Linked DNA regions of Homo sapiens: region 1 is linked to region 2. Evidence: chromatin loops called from intact Hi-C (ENCODE). Cell type or tissue: A673. All regions are shown on one strand. Each heading gives the region's core, and the rest is flanking DNA. Links, peaks and the distances in the headings are about the cores only.

The links. Hi-C counts contacts between places; a loop is a spot of excess contacts. Peaks named below come from ENCODE experiments on the same cell type or tissue, not always from the same donor. Only the 100,000 strongest peaks of a DNase experiment are listed, where the experiment ranks them.
Region 1: a loop joins it to region 2, with 2.2 times the contacts of the local background. A loop is called at or near these places in 37 of 110 quality-filtered maps.

Annotation. Positions count from the first base shown.
Region 1 is chr16:87,545,729-87,554,055 of GRCh38, reverse strand. No RefSeq gene overlaps it. Among named protein-coding and RNA genes, the nearest start is that of JPH3, 53 kb to the left of the region's middle. RefSeq lists enhancers at 1,273-1,778, 1,779-2,285, 3,402-4,306. In A673, for the core only: a CTCF peak has its summit at 3,477 (motif pointing left); no DNase peak of the experiment used is centred there.
Region 2 is chr16:87,413,506-87,421,832 of GRCh38, reverse strand. It overlaps ZCCHC14 (zinc finger CCHC-type containing 14), which reads left to right. Exons shown (of 13, transcript NM_015144.3): 5 at 1,117-1,226; 6 at 1,956-2,050; 7 at 2,932-2,986; 8 at 4,091-4,373; 9 at 6,466-6,557; 10 at 7,292-7,419. Among named protein-coding and RNA genes, the nearest start is that of MAP1LC3B, 25 kb to the right of the region's middle. In A673, for the core only: CTCF peaks have their summits at 995 (motif pointing right) and 4,912 (motif pointing left); a DNase peak (open chromatin) is centred at 4,902.

The DNA of each region.
Region 1 (8,327 bases), core at 307-8,306, 130 kb before region 2:
ACAACAGAAATTTGTTTCTCACAGTTCTGGAGGCTGGGAAGTCCAAGATCAAGGCCCCGGGAGACTCGGTGTCTGGTGAGGGCTTGCTTCCTGGTTCACAGATGACGCCTTCTCACCGTGTCCTCACATGAAGGAAGAGGGGCATGAATCCCATTCACGAGGCTCCCTCTGGACCTCATCACCTACCACAGGCCTCATCTCGCGATGCCATCATTTTGAGTGTTAGGACTTCAACATAGGAATTTTGAGGGGGACACACTCAGCCCGTATCACTGTGCGTCCATTGGTATGAAGGCCATAGCACCTCCACTAGGAGAACAGCAAGCACAGTCGCACAGAAACATGTAACCTTAAAAAAATAAAGAAGCAGCCAGGCACAGTGGTTCACACCTGTAATTCCAGCACACTGGGAGGCCGAGGCGGGTGGATCATCCTAAGGTCAGGAGTTTGAGACCAGCCTGGCCAACAGGGCAAAACCGCGTCTCTCCTAAAAGTACAAAAATTAGCTGGGTATGGTGACGCCTGCCTGTAGTCCCAGGTACTTGAGAGGCTGAGGCAGGAGAATCTCTTGGACCTGGGAGGCGAAGGTTGCAGGGAGCTGACATCACGCTGCTGCACTCCAGCCTGGGTGACAGACCAAGACTCTGTCTCAAATAAATAAATAAATAAATAAATAAATAAATAAATAAATAAATAGTAAAATAAATAAATAAGCAACAAAGATCTAACCTAAGGCTTCCCCCAGAACTGCTGCTTCCACTCCCTTTCCTCCTACAAACAGAAGCTAAACGTGCTTGGCTGCTATGTTCCAGCCAGGCTAACAGCGCAGGGAGAGGCCTGGGCTCGGGGCCTCTGTAAGGTGTCCTCTCTCTCGTGGGGCTCCCGAGCCCTCTGTTCTGAGAACAGAACCCTTGCTGATTACAAGGGGTCTGTCATCCATCGCTCCTCTCGGCATGAATGAATTTCAGGACTCATTGAAAAAGTGAGTCACTGGCAGGGAATCTCTGACACGTGCTGCAGAAAACCTCGTGATCCAGCGTGCACCTTTCATTCCACCTGATTCAGAAATCCTCCTGCTGGATCCAACGCCTCCGAAGTGCTCATTTTCCCTCTGGAGCCTCAGAGCATCGTCTGTTATCTGACTCCAGCATTCCTCCAGTGGAAGCTTTGCTTTCTCTCAAACACGTGGGTGTTAGGTGGACTCTCTCCTCTCTGCCCCTGAGGAAATCTTGTCCCTCTAAGGAAATGCCAAGCCGGAGCCACATGCACATCTGGGATCTGATCCCGCCCCCCACTCCAGAGGACCCTGCTGACAGCCCCCCTAATCCAGGGCCGGGTCACTTCCCAATGGAAACCAAAGGGCGGGTCATCTCTGCATTCATTCATCCATCCTTTCCAGGAGCATTTGTATTTGTAATGTCGCACACCTTGTGCACCTACTCTATGCCACATACTTGACAGGCATTGTCCGGTCTCACCCGTACAACAGCCCTGTGAGCTAGGTATTATTAGCCCCTTGTACAGATGAGAAGACTGAGGCTCTGGGGTAAAGTCCGCCACTTATGCTTGAGAGTGGTGGAGGCAGGACTCCAGTGCTGACCCACATATGCGGAGCCCACTCTTTCTCACCATGCCTCGGCCTGGAGCACCTCCTCAGGCATGTCCTCAAAGCACCCACAGGCCAGGGAGGGGGAAGGACACCCGGCCAAGTGCCGTGAAGGTGCCGCCTGGAGGGCTATGTGCACAGCCGGGCATAGCACTGTGCCGAGTCGGGGTAGGAGCCGTCTGCTCCCAGCCCGAGCTGCCCACCTGGCCCAGGTGCAGCTACCGCCAAGCTGGGTCTCAGAACCACAGGGAGCCGGGAGCCAGCCCACTTCTCAGCCCTGCTGTAGCCAGACTCCTGTGGGGGCGCCCTGCCTCCTCCACTCTCCTGTGGTGTCCCTCTACCTGAGCCCCTGGGGCTGTGTAGACAAATGACCACACATTGCATGGCTTACAGCAGAAATGTACTCTCTTTCTCACAGTCCTGAGGCCAGAAGCCTGGAATCAAGGTGTGTGCTCCCTCTGAGGTCTCTAGGGGAGGACCCTTCCTGCACTGCAAAGTGGGGACAGTGATTGGCACCACAGGGGGTCCTGGGAGAGACTGACTAGGTGTGAGGGCGTCCTGCAGAGGCATTGGGGTCCCCCCATGCAGGCACCATGGCCAGACCTTGCCTGGTTTTATTGGAGAGGGTAGAGCCGTGTGTGGTGGCTCCAGGCATTGCTGGGCTTGTGGCTGCACTGCTCCAGTCTCCTCCTCCATCTTCACATGGCCTCTTCTATCTGTGCCTCTTTGCCTTTTATAGGGACACCTGGCATTGGACTTAGGGTCGCCCCTCCTCCAATATGGCCTCATCTTAACTAATTACATCAGCAATGACCTTATTTCCAAATAAGGTCACATTCCCAAGTACCAGCGGTTTTGACTTGAACATATCAATTTTTGTTTTTCTTTCGAGACAGGGTCTTGCTCTGTCACCCAGTCTGGAGTGCAGTGGCGAAATCTTGGCTCACTGCAGCCTCCACCTCCCAGGCTCAAGTGATCCTCCCGCCTCAGCCTCCCTAGTAACTGGGACTACAGGTGTGCCCCATCAAGCCTGGCTAATTTTTGTATGTTTGGTAAAGACGGGGTTTCGCCATGTTGGCCAGGCTGGTTTCAAACTCCTGAGCTCAGATGACCCACTGAGCTCGGCTTCCCAAAGTGTTGGGATTATGGGTGTGAGACACGGAACCCGGCCTTAGATATATCTCTTTAGGGATTCCCCTCTCTACACCCTCCAACAAAAGCAGGGCCGGTATGGCTGCGCACCTGTGTGGGGAGACTGGAGCCTTTGCAAGGCATTCTCACACCTGGTCAGCACCCCCACGACCCTCCGTGGTGGTGACCATCATTGACCCCACTTGAGAGGCCACGCAGCCTGCCCATGGCCGCACAGCTCGAGCGTGGTGGAGCCTCGTGGACCGGGTGTGCGGACCCTGTGCCCCCACACTCTGTCCACCAGGATGGGCTGCCTGTCCCCGAAACACACGGAGGTGGAGGAGGCGGGACTCTCGCAGGGGTTTTCGGGCTAACAGGAGAGGTGCGCGGTGCACAGCAATGGCTGCGTAGGCCCCAGGACGGCCCAGGGCTGCAGACGCTGGGGGTCTCACGTGCAAACTGTGCTGGGTGTGGGGTGAGCGGCAGTGTCTCAGGGTCGGGCGCTCCCCACGGGTCGCCTCCCGGTGTCCTCACTGGGACGCAAGCTCCGGACGGGGAGGCCCCGTCTGTTCTGCTCACCATGGCTCCCAACCCCAGAACTCAGCCAGGCCCCATAAGCACGTGGACTGGGGGAATGGATTCCCTGGTATTCAGGGGAAGGAGAAGTCCAGCCTCAGTTTCCCCGCCTGCAAAAGGGGGTGGGCGGGACGCCTGACGACCTTTGGAACCTGCCCGGGCGCGCCACCTGCTGGACGGCAAGGGCAGCACACCCGGTGGGAGCCGTCTCCAAAAAGCCCCAGGTGCTCAGCCTGGCCCTGCATGACCCACTCCCTCGGGCAAAAAAGGCCAGGAGCCTCATTCCTCCCAGTCCCCCGTGGCACAAGTGGCCCCATGCCCTGTGACTGGCAGGGGCCGAAGAGGGAGTCAGGATCTGGGCAGTGGCCCAGGAAGGACATATGCATCCGGGGAGCCTTGAAACCTCGTCCTCGGCACGCTCACACTCACACTCATCATCACACACCACACACACTCAGACACACACAAGCATTGTCACACACCCACACAAACACGTCTTTCACATACACGCTGGCACACGTACACGGCCACACGATCACACATCCATGCGTGCACACTGCCACGTGCTCACACATACGTGCAGGCACACTGCCACAAACACACATCCACGCATGCACGCTGCCACACACTCACACATACGTGCATGCACACTGCCACATGCTCACACATACGTGCATGCACACTGCCACACACATCCACGCATGCACGCTGCCACACACTCACACATCCGTGAATGCACAGTGCCACATGCTCACACATACGTGCACACACACCGCCACAAACACACATCCATGCACGCACACTGCCACACGTTCACACATCCACGCATGCACATTGCCACACGTTCACACATATGTGCACACACACTGCCACAGTCATACATCCATGCATGCACCGTGCCACGTGCTCACACATCCATGCATGCACCGTGCCACGTGCTCACACATACGTGCACACACACTGCCACAAGCACCATGCTCTCCCCATGCAGTTCTCCCTGAGAAGGGGAGTGAGGAGCAGGAAGGAGCTCCCAAGCTCCCATGTAGCTCCTTTCCCAGGCATGGTTCCAGCCCTGTGTACACAGAGCTATGCAGTATCCACCGTTCAGCCTTTCTGCCTTGACATTCTGCTTTGGACCTGTATCCACGTAGCCTTAGTTCATTTCTTGTCATGGCTCCAGTGTCCCCTTGTGTGAATTTGCCATAATTTATTTATTCATTCTGTCAATGGATGCTTCCAGGTTGCCTGCTATCCTGGGCGACACTACTGTGAACCGTAGAGGCTTGTGCTTAAAAGAAGGGCATCTGGCTGTGGGGCACACACACTGTCCACTGCACTGGCCGTTGCATGCAGCCACCCTCTTTTCAGCAAAGTGCACGATGCCCGCTTCCCTTCCCGCCCTCCATCACCCGGGTGGCCAGGTTTTTAAAGTTTTGCCAAAGTGCTGGGCATGGACAAGCATCGTGATGTGGCTTTGACTTGCAATGTCTCAGCCAGCAAAGGCACTGGTTCTTCAGACACTTAGTAACCACACATGTTTTCTCTTCTCTGACTTGCTTGTGGCTCCCTTTGCCTGTCTTTCTTTCTTTCTTTCTTTCTTTCTTTCTTTCTTTCTTTCTTTCTTTCTTTCTTTCTTTCTTTCCCTCTCTCTTTCTTTTTCTTTCTTTCTTTCTCTTTCTTTCTCTCTCTCTCTTTCTTTCTTTCTCTCTCTCTCTCTTTCTTCCTTTCTTTCTTAAGACAGAGTCTCACTCTGCTACCCAGACTGGAGTGCAGTGGCCGGATCTTGGCTGACTGCAACCTCTGCCTCCCAGGTTTAAGCAATTCTCCTGCCTCAGCCTCCTAAGTGGCTGGGATTACAGGCATGTGCCACCATACCCAGATAATTTTTGTATTTTTAGTAGAGATGGGGTTTCATCATGTTGCTCAGGCTGGTCTTGAACTCCTGAGCTCAGGCGATCTGCCCACCTTGCCCTCCCAACGTGCTGGGATTACAGGTGTGAACCGCTGCACCCGGCCTCCATCTTTCTATTTTCTTGCTTGTCTTTTATGTGTAGATTTTCAGAAGTTCTTTACAGAGTGTGGACACTTACTCTTAGACCATTAGTTGCATTGCTGATAACTTCTAATCTGTGAGACTTGCATTTTCACTTTATTTACGACAATTATTTTAAACAGAAGTTTTAAAATTTTGACATCAAAGTCATCAGTATTTTCTCCTACAGTTTGTGCTTTGGAGATCTTGTTAAAGAAATCCTTCCCTGCCCCAAAGTCATAAAGATATTATAGTTTTTTTCCCAAAAAACCTCAATGTGTTTTGCTTTCTGCAATTACAGCCCCCTTTGCTGTTAATAGCTGACTCTCCAGCAGAGGACTGTCTGGGACTGTGGGGTAGTTGGCACTCCCAGCCCCCTGCCCTCTCCCTGGTGCCTTCTCCCCTCTCTCCACCCCTATTTTCTCTTCCTTCCTCCCTCTGATCCACACGCCCCCCACCCCCATGCTGGAGTGTGGCCCAACCCCACCCTCCCCAGCACTTCCTCCCAGCTCGGCTCCAGCCTACACCATGGTCAACAAGAGCATGGCCTGCAGACACCGGCCCCAGCCCACAGGAAAGGCAGGGTGGCTTCAGATTGGAATTCCTGCTCTGTCTGCTACAGTAGGAAGGGGGCACTTGGAGGCAGAAAGCCCTGGGTCTGAGCCCAGCTCCATTGCTTGCCTACAGTGTGATCTTAGCCACGTTTCTTAGCCTGCCACCAATGTGTGCCACAAAACATGCCACTACCCACTCCAAATGCCCTGCCCCATGAATGCCACAAAACATGCCACCATGCCCACTCCAAATGTTCTGCCCCATTCCAGCCACAGAACATGCCACCATGCTCACTCCAAACACCCTGCCCCATGCCTGCCACATCATAAGGAACAAAAACCACCAGGGATCCTGCGTCCCATGTCTTCCACGGCCCTTCACATCCACGTCTGCCCCTGCCCACTCTGTTCTCTGCTCAAGGTGCTGACAGCAAAAGTAGACCCTGCTGCCCCCTGGCCTCTGGCTGGCTGTGGGGCGCCCTGGCATGAGATCAGCACAAGGCAGCAGCAGGAGGCTGGTGCTTGCCTCCCCAGAGCCCTTCAGTCCCTCCCCGAAGGTCACACACTCTGCAACTCTGAACCCCACACACCTTCCCGTCCAGGTTCCAGGGCCACAGCCTTCCTCCCTCAGTCCCAGGGATGGCAGCTCTGCAGCCACCTCCTGAGGGTCGCTGAGCCTGCTGTGGTCCCCACCTGCCCTCACCTGGTAACCCACACATCTATAAATCATCCCCTGGTGTGGTTCTGAAGCAAGCGTGCCAGGCATTTTCTGACCGAGGGACCAAGACCGCCTTTCTCCTTCGGAGATCTCCAATCCCTACCAACCCAGAGAGAAACGCCCCAGGAAAGTGAGAAAGGCCTGGCAGCGGGCGTCCTAGGAGGTCTCAGAGGCAGCTGATGCAGTGGCGGATGACGGCTGTGTGTGTCCAGGCCGGAACACTGTGCTCCCCAATTTGGCCGTCGTAAAGACGAACAGACGTGGTCGGCACACTGGGGCAGCCTGAGAGGTCAGACCAGCCCTTCCCTGCCCTGAGTGCTGATGAAAGCAGCGAAATGGGGCAAGGGGAGGGGTGGGGGCATGGGGCATGAGGGCCTGGCTTGCCAAAGTCCTCCCTAGCACTTCATCAAGGTTAAAGGGGGTAGCCTCTTCCCACTATCCCCCTGCCTGCTGGAAAGCTAGATTCCATCAGGGAACAAGGACAGTAGGAGAGAGGGTGCCGTAGCGGGAAGGGCCTGGCTCTGAAGTCCTACCTGCCCTCGCTGAGCTCCCCGCCATGCTGTTTCCTACTTGGGTGGCTTGGGCAGGTCCTTCAGCCTCTCTGAGGATTACACAAAAAGTGTCTGTGAAACATTCAGCCCACGCGAGCTCTCAGCCACCCTTAGCTTTCACAGCTGCAATTGGGAGCATTCTTACGACTAACACAAAAAACAGAGCTAAACATGTTCTCTGGACACAAGAAAAAAAAAATGCATCAATTTCAGTGTTAAATTAATGACCACTGACCTCTATGGCTTTGCTGGACGGAGGAGAACATCAAGACCCAACAGAGGTGAGTGGCCGGCTAGGGCACCCAGTGGCAGCAGAAATGGTCCGGGAACACAGGCCTTTGGAATCTGTCCTTACCGTATCAGGGTGTGGCAGACACATTCCAGGGTGACCCTCAGGGAATCACACCCTGTGTGGTCCCCTCACCTTGAGAGTGAGCAGGGCCTGGAACGTGCTTTTGAACAACAGAAAGTGGCAAAGCGAGGGGCAGCTCCTGTGAGCACATTCCATTACGTTAACTCCATCTCAGCAGGCCGGAGTGAGGAGATCTCCTGCCAGCCTTGAGGAAGGAAATACCCACGTCGTGAAATGCCCTCGGACGGGGCCACAGAGCAGGGGACAAAGGTAGCTCCCAGGGGACAGTCAGTCATGAAAACAGGCCCTCAGCCCTACAACCACAGGAAATACATTCTGCCAACAGCCTGGATGAACGCAAAGCAGACTCTGCCCCAGTTGGGCCTGCAGATGAGAACGCAGCTCAGCAAACACCTCAAATACAGCTTTGGGAGACCCTGAGCACAGACCAGCTAAGCTGTGCCTGGATGCCTGACCCACAGAAATGACAAGATCATAAATGTGTGTGTTTTGTGTTTTGGTTTGGTTTTTTGAGACAGGGTCTTGCCCTGTCAGCCAGGCTGGAGTGCAATGGTGCAATCGTATGTCATTGCAGTCTTGACTTCCTGATCTCAAGCAATCCTCCCACCTCAGACTTCCAAATATCTGGGACCACGACCACAGGCACGCACCACCACACCCAGCTAATTATTTTTTTCTTGTAGAGACGAGAGGTCTTCCTATGTTGTGTGATTTCAAACTCCTTGGCTCAAGCCGTCCTCCTGCCTCAGCCTCCCAAAGTGCTAGGATTATAGGTGTGAGCCACCC
Region 2 (8,327 bases), core at 316-8,315:
TCTGCCAGGGCCCTTAGTGGGGTCCTGGAGGCCATCTGGGCAGGATGAAGCTGGCACTGGGCTCTCTTGCTGCCTCTGTTACCCTCAGGGCCTCTCCAGTGAAGGCAGCTGCTGCCTGAGTCTGGAGGGTCTTCTCCGCCGTTTTGCTTCACTCCCAGCTTTCAGCCGTCCCTGCAGGCCTGTGGCACACAGCAGGGCACTCTCTACCCTCTCGGCCCCTTTTCGGGGGTAGACCGCTGCTGCTTGTTTGCGACCTGGTGCTGGGCTTGTGGGGGCAAGGGCCTTCACTCTTGCAGCCCAGCCTGATCCTGGGCAGGCCTGTGTGCCTGGGCTTCGGGGTGGCACTTCCTCAGTGCCTTGCCCTCCCCGGCAGGAGCTGACCTCCTCCAGCACCAGAGCGCTTTTGCTTTTCCCCTTCTTCCAGGAGCAGCGGGTCTTCTTGTGACTGGTGGCAGAGGAAGGGAAGTATTGTCCCTGCCCCACTCCTAAAAACCGGGCCTTTGGTTTGGGCTCTGGGGCCAGGAGCAATTTTTGTCCCTCCTGCAACGTCTTAAGGGCTTTTCCTCAGATCCAGAGAGTGGTCCCGGGAATTGCACTAGGCCTGGTGCCCGGTCCCCAGGTGCCACCGATGGGGCTCTCTCTGGCTCCTCCTGCGGAAAGGAACTTGGAAAGAAGGGCCCACTTGCCCCGCCTGGGGCTCCGGCATTTCTGTTGGCCACGTCAGCCTGTGGCAGTGTGTCCATCGGAACCTGTCTCTCCAGACCTGCTGGTGTGGCAGCCACCAGGGCCTTGTGCCCTGGCTTGTCATGGGAGCAGGTCCCGTTTGAAATTAAGTTGACTTAGTGGCCCAGCAACTCTCAGATGGGCTCAAGGAACATTGTGATTGTGCAGATTGTCAAGCTTTTCCGGATGTAACTGTGAGAGCGATGTTCTTTTGTGACTTTCTACACCCTAAGTGGATGTGGGCCCCAGAATAGCTCTGACGGGAGGTGTAAATCATATCAGACCAGCAGGCGGCACCATGGAGCACCTGCCCCAGGTTTTCCTGCAGTAGCAGAATTCTGCTGGTGTTGGATGGGTCTGGACACACCTCCTCTACCTTGTCCTCTCTTCCAGCTATGTCAGCTCTATCCTGAAGAGAACTTGGAGAAACTCATTCCTTGCTTAGCTGGTCCGGACGCATTTTATGTGGAGCGAAACCACGTGGATCTGGACTCAGGCCTGAGGTGAGGCCCTTACCAGGCACCCGGCGCGTCCACAGCTGGCAAGGACAGGCTGGTCCTGTGGTCAATGCTGTGGTCCTCCAAGGAGCTCTGGGAGGATGCGCGGTCACCTGGACCTGGGTCTCTACTTGGCCTCTAGGGATTTCCATTAGTTCTGGAGGATTCGGGAGCCCTCAGTAAGCTGAGAGTGGTTCTGAGTGTGTGAGGAAGGGAATTCCAGGGTGGGTCCCACCACGTCTTGGGCTTTGGCAGTCCTGTGAAATAATCCTGGGCTGCTGTTTCCATCCTGTAGTCCAAGGTTGAGACTATTCCCAGATAAAATTGGCGTCTCTTAAACAGTTTCTCTGGACCCTCGATCGTGTCTTGGCTCACGTGGCACACGAAGTAACATGGCCGACCAGTTCCGTAAATGTGCTGCTGCCGGGGCCCTGGGGACCAGTGTCCAAGCACCTTTCTGGCTGGTGGGTGGCACTGATCTCATGTCACAGGGCATGACTGCTGTCGTCAACCTTGGTGGCCATGAATACAGCATTGAGAGGAAGGGCTTGAAGAAGCAGTGGCAGTCGGGCAAGAACTCAGTTGAATTAAAGCAGGAAGAATATGAGGCTCTGGCACTTCTGGCTTTTTTCCTCTAATACACATTTCTCTTGATTAAAAGTTAAATTTTTTTCTTTCAATTCGTCAGCAGGAATGCCATTTTAATGTTGATAAGACCACTTGTTTGCCTTTTAGGTACCTGGCCTCATTACCTTCTCACGTGTTGAAAAATGACCATGTCAGGAGGTTTCTCAGCACTTCCTCTCCCCCACAGCAGCTTCAGAGTCCAAGTGAGTTTGTAAAATATGGTTAAATATAAATTAAAAAAAAAAAAAACAGCTGGGCGCAGTGGCTCATGCTTGTAATCCCAGCACTTTGGGAGGCTGAGGCGGGCGGATCACCTGAGGTTGGGAGTTCAAGACCAGCCTGACCAACATGGAAAAACCCTGTCTCTACTAAAAATACAAAATTAGGCTGGGCGCAGTGGCTCACGCCTATAATCCCAATACTTTGGGAGGCTGAGGCGGGTGGATCACGAGGTCAGGAGTTCAAGACCAGCCCGGCCAATATGGTGAAACCCCGTGTCTACTAAAAATACAAAAAAATTAGCCAGGCGTGGTGATGCATGCCTGCAGTCCCCGCTACTTGGGAGGCTGAGGCAGAAGAATCACTTGAACCCGGGAGGCGGTGGTTGCAGTGAGCCGAGATTGCACCACTGCACTCCAGCATGGTTGACAGAGCAAGTCTCCATCTCCAAAATAAAATAAAAATACAAAATTAGCCGGGCGTGGTGGCAGGCTCCTGTAATCCCAGCTACTCAGTAGGCTGAGGCAGGAGAATCACTTGAACCCGGGAGGCGGTGGTTGCAGTGAGCCGAGATTGCCCCACTGCACTCCAGCATGGTTGACAGAGCAAGACTCCATCTCCAAAATAAAATAAAAATATAAAATTAGCCGGGCGTGGTGGCAGTCGCCTGTAGTCCCAGCTACTCGGGAGGCTGAGGCAGGAGAATCACTTGAACCCGGGAGGCAGAGGTTGCAGTGAGCCGAGATCGCACCATTGCTCTCCAGCCTGGGCAACAAGAGCAAAACACCGTCTCAAAAAATAATAAAATAAAACAAATATTTTCATTGTCTGTAAATTTTTATGGTATTTATTTTTAAATTTATAGGTCCTGGCAATCCCTCCCTTTCTAAAGTAGGTACCGTGATGGGCGTGTCTGGAAGGTGAGAAATCTTCTATGTAACCAGCACAGTTCAGATAAGCATTTTACAATGTTTACTTTGAGTTCTGTGTAAAGTTGTTCCAAGAATTAAGTCATGCTCAAGTTGAGTCTTGGATGATATTGAGAAGAATTGAGTAGAGATGATTGAATTTACGATTTCCAAAAAAAGAGTTCTCTAAGCCACTGGAATCAGAATTCCCAGGGACTCCTCCCCAGTGCAAGGTCCTGGGCCCCATCATAGACGTAGAAAGTCAGAATTTCCGAGAATCTGGCTGTGAGAAACCTGCTCCCAGAAGCATAGGGTCGTGCTCCTGAGGAGCGTCCTCTGTCCGCACGGGCCCTGGGTAGCTGCAGTCGTATGCCGGCAACACAGAGGCTCCCATCTTTGCTGACAGTGAGGTGGGCTGTCACAGATCAGTGCACACGCACCCCCATAGGGAGTCTCGTGGAGATGTTGTCTGGGCGCGAGGTTTCGAGGCGTAGACTGGCATCCTCCTGGTGTCGGGGTAGGGTAAGCGCCCAGTCAGCAGGTGTGACTTTGCAGTTAAGGAGCAAGGCCAGAGTGGAGTGCCGGTCACACCTTCCAGCCTTCTGCGTTTTACTTTTCTAGAAAAATTGTATTTGAACATTAAAGATTTAATAGTCTATTTTGATGTATGATTTATCAGTGTCATTCTGTGACTTAGAAGTAACAGAAATACCTATCGGAGTAGCATGTTTTTAAAAAATACAAGTAACAGAAACTTGGCAGCTAAAGCAGAAGTCTGGTGGGGACAGAGACGTACACATACATAATACACATACGTACACACAAGTAGACGCATACTCCGAAGCACGGGCAGAGGCATGTGTGTGTATATGCACAGCCGCCTGTATGCACACGTGTGCACAGACATGCATTACAGAAATCTTAGCTGCAGAAAGGTGGTTGGGGAGGGAGGGCAGTCATAGCACAGCAGTGTTGGCAGTTCAGGGTGGCCTGTGACAACAGGGCCGGCCAAGAGGCAGAGGCTGGCACAGAAAGGCCTGGAAGTGAGGTCTGTGGTGGAGTCTGTGGTTGTGGAAGCCACAGTCTCTCTGTGTCCCTCCTGCCCCTGTCCCACAGGCCTGTGTGTGGAGTGGCTGGTATCCCGTCCTCGCAGAGCGGAGCCCAGCACCACGGGCAGCACCCGGCCGGCTCCGCCGCCCCCTTGCCTCACTGCTCCCATGCGGGCAGCGCGGGCTCAGCCCTGGCCTACCGGACCCAGATGGACACATCACCTGCCATCCTCATGCCTTCCAGTCTGCAGACCCCTCAGACCCAGGAGCAGAATGGGATTCTAGACTGGCTTAGGAAACTGCGTTTGCACAAGTATTACCCCGTCTTTAAGCAGCTCTCCATGGAGAAGGTATGTCGGTTTTCTGGCTGGCCGTACAGAATTGCTAGATTGTTTACTCAAGACCTCCCTGGGGGCATTGAGTTTCCAAACCAACACAAGGTGGATGAAGTACGGAGGCCGAGGCGCAGCGCCTGTTCTTAAGGGAGACGGTGGGCTTTGCGGAGGCCGCCTGCAGCTGCAGCCAGCCACAAACAGGACATGTTGTAAACAAACAGCTTGTCTAGGGGCTTCAAGACCTTCACAAACTAGATGCTCTGCGTGACGGGAGGGACAGTCCGTCCCCAGAGCCCTGCTGTGGACAGAAATCCTGAGCTCTGGCACGGTGCCCCTTTTAGACATTTCTCGGCGTAGCTGGCGCAGACACTGCGGCGGGCCAGATCTAGAGGAATGGGTGCATTTTACATCTTCCAAGCAGTCGTACCTAGAGAATTCTTATGAGGAACATTTTTTCACTGTTAAAAAAATTCAGAAATTTCTTAAGTCTTGATGTCAGTGATAAAACTAGATTAAACCCATACAAGGTATTTGAGCTCTGGACTCCCTCTGCTGGGCAAACCGGCTTGGTGGCTTTTATCTATGTAAAAATTTCATTTCTCGAAAAATCTACAATTGAACCTAGAAATCAAGCTTTTACTACATAGTTAAATCCAAATTGTAAGTATATTTGTAATACCCTTTGTTTAGGATTTGTGAATGTTTTTTTCTTTTTTTGAGATGGAGAGTCTTGCACTGCCACCTGGGCTGGAGTGCAATGGTATGGTCTCGGCTCCCTGCAACCTCTGCCTCCCGGGTTCAAGCGATTCTCCTGCCTCAGCCTCCTGAATAGCTGGGATTACAGGTGCCCACCAGCATACCTGGCTAATATTTTGTATTTTTAGTAGAATCAGGGTTTCCCTATGTTGGCCAGGCTAGTCTCGAACTCCTGACTCATGATCTGCCCACCTCGGTCTCCCAAAGTGCTGGGATTACAGGCATGAGCCACCGCGCCTGGCCAAGGATTTGTGAATCTTAAAAAGCAGAGATTTTACTAACCTTGTTCATAATTAGTTTTAAATGTTTTATTCTTACGTTTGCATTGAGATGGCCTAAATCACAAATCATGTTAGGAAATAACATGAAAATTAGAGGCTGGTGTGTTTGCGTAGCACCAGCCTACACAATGGAGTAGCCACACAACCATTCAGCGTGGATGGCATCTGCTTTTCTGCATCACTTGCTACCTGACAAAGTTGCTGTCATCCCTGGCCAGGTGCGGTGGCTCACGCCTGTAATCCCAGCACTTTGGGAGGCCGAGGCAGGTGGATCATCTGAGGTCAGGAGTTGAAGACCAGCCTGGCCAAGATGGTGAAACCCCGTCTCTACTAAAAATACAAAAATTAGCTGGGCATGGTGGTGGGTGCCTGTAATCCCAGCTACTCGGGAGGCTGAGGCAGAGAATTACTTGAACCCGGGAGGTGGAGGTTGCAGTGAGCCGAGATCGCACCACTGCACTCCAGCCTAGGTGACAGAGTGAAACTCCGTCTCAAAAAACAAAAAAACAAACAAACAAAAACAAAATAAGAGCGAGATTTTTGTCTCAAAAAAAGGAAGAAAAAGACGACCATCCCGCAGAGGGTGATGAGTTCTGAAGGGATGGCACTGTGATGGGGCCGTCCTGGGGAGGGTGGGGGTGGCACGCTATCATAACTTGCATCTCCACGGTGATTCAAACTGTGACTTATGCAAGACGTTTTCTTTAGTCACCTGCCCCAAAGCATGTACCTGCTGGTATTTACTCACAGAGCAGAGGGCAAGTGGGCACCTTTGGCAGAGCCGCCAGCCTGTGAGGTGGTGCACCCATCCACACAGCCTGCACAGAAGGTGCCCTGGAGGAGCCGGGGACACTCTTGCTCAGAACTGCGTCTCGGAGTTGAACCGTTGACACCAAGTCATTTAGCAAGTAAAGGGTCTAGGATTTCCCAGCTTGTAATTGCTGAGTTCAGCTGGATCTGTTTGCATATCCCAGAGGCAGAATAAATGTACTGAATTCAACTCCAAGTTCTTTGTTCTCAGAGTCCTACTTATGTCTCCGTAACTTTGTAATTTGTTTTTTCTGTGAAAGTTTTTGAGCCTTACTGAAGAAGATCTGAATAAATTTGAGTCTCTTACCATGGGGGCAAAGAAGAAGCTCAAGACCCAGCTGGAGCTGGAAAAGTGAGTGTGAAGTGGGTTTTGAAACCTGTGTTTATTTCCATTTCTCGTGTGCCGAATGGAGTGCTGAGGCTTCCAGTGCTAAATACTAGTGATTGGATTAGTTCCTGTTGCTTATCCAGTCCTTAGCCATGCTTTTATTTATTTTTATTTATTTATTTTTTGAGACGGATTATTTTTATTTATTTATTTTTTGAGACGGAGTCTCGCTCTGTCGTGCCCAGGCTGGAGTGCAGTGGTGCAATCTCGGCTCACTGCAACCTCTGCCTCTCAGGTTCAAGCGATTCTCCTGCCTCAGTCTCCCAAGTACCTGGGATTACAGGCACCCGCCACCACGCCTGGCTAATTTTTTGTATTTTTAGAAGAGACCGGGTTTTACCATATTGGCCAAGCTGATCTCAAACTCTGGACCTCAGGCGATCTGCCCGCCTGGGCCTCCCAAAGTGCTGGGATTACAGGCCTGAGCCACCGCGCCTGGCCTAGTCATGCTTTTAAAGTTCTACAAATGTGTCTTAGGTTTGACAGGAAAGGACCTTTATAGTAAATTTGACCAATCAGAATGAGTTCCTTGCCTTAATGCTCTGGGGGGAATTTCCCTGTGGTGTGGAGTAGACCCATCTCGAAGTCGCCCTGTATCAAAGCCGCCCTGTGGTGTGGAGTAGACCCGTCTTGAAGCCGCATGTGAGGCAGCACCAGTAGGCAGTGCTCACTTGTTCCTGTGCTTGATTATTTCACAGGGAGAAGTCAGAGAGACGGTGCCTGAACCCCTCGGCCCCGCCGCTGGTCACCAGCAGTGGTGTGGCTCGAGTGCCCCCCACCAGCCACGTCGGGCCCGTGCAGTCGGGGCGGGGCAGCCATGCAGCAGGTGAACAAGGGTGTGTCGGGCAGATGGGTTACTCATACACAGAGAGGGCCCGTGTGTCGGGCAGATGGGTTACTCATACACAGAGAGGGCCCGTGTGTCGGGCAGATGGGTTACTCGTACACAGAGAGGGCCCGTGTGCCGGGCAGGTGGGTTACTCGTACACAGAGAGGGCCGGTGTGCCGGGCAGGTGGGTTACTCGTACACAGAGAGGGCCCGTGTGCCGGGCAGGTGGGTTACTCGTACACAGAGAGGGCCCGTGTGCCGGGCAGGTGGGTTACTCGTACACAGAGAGGGCCGGTGTGCCGGGCAGGTCGGTTACGCAGACACAGAGAGGGCCTTGTGTTCTGTTTGATCATTAGATTTCAAATCACACCTATTTGATTTTTACATTTTTAAATCTTTATACTCATTTTCCATTAACTATTATAGTCTCTGCCATAAGAAAATCGAAGGGACAGTTGGCTTAGGAGCTAGAGGGCAGTCACCTCCCTGAAGTTGCTTGGGCAAAATGATCAGGTCCAGAAACTGCCACAGTGAGAGCGAGCGCGTGGGGGTGAGCAGAAATGAGATGGGAGTAGCCTGCGCCCACCCCCCACCCCAGGACTGGTGCCCAGAGGCCACGTTTTAAGTCAGTGCCTTTAATGTTGACCCATCAGTGACATGGTTCTCCATGGACCTTCCTGCTTTGGGGGACCCTCAGTCTCAGCGATTTGGTTTTCATCCTCCCCTCTCAGAAAGGGCGGGACACCTGGCGCGCTTGCTCCGTTGTCTCACAAGAGGAGCCGGGTTTTCTTCACAATAGAAATCGGAGGAGCAGTAGCTCAGGAGGGAAAAAAAAAAACCTGGCAGGATGGATTTTAAGTGGTGATTTGACTGAAAAGATCTCCGTGACTCGGCCGGCCTCGTGA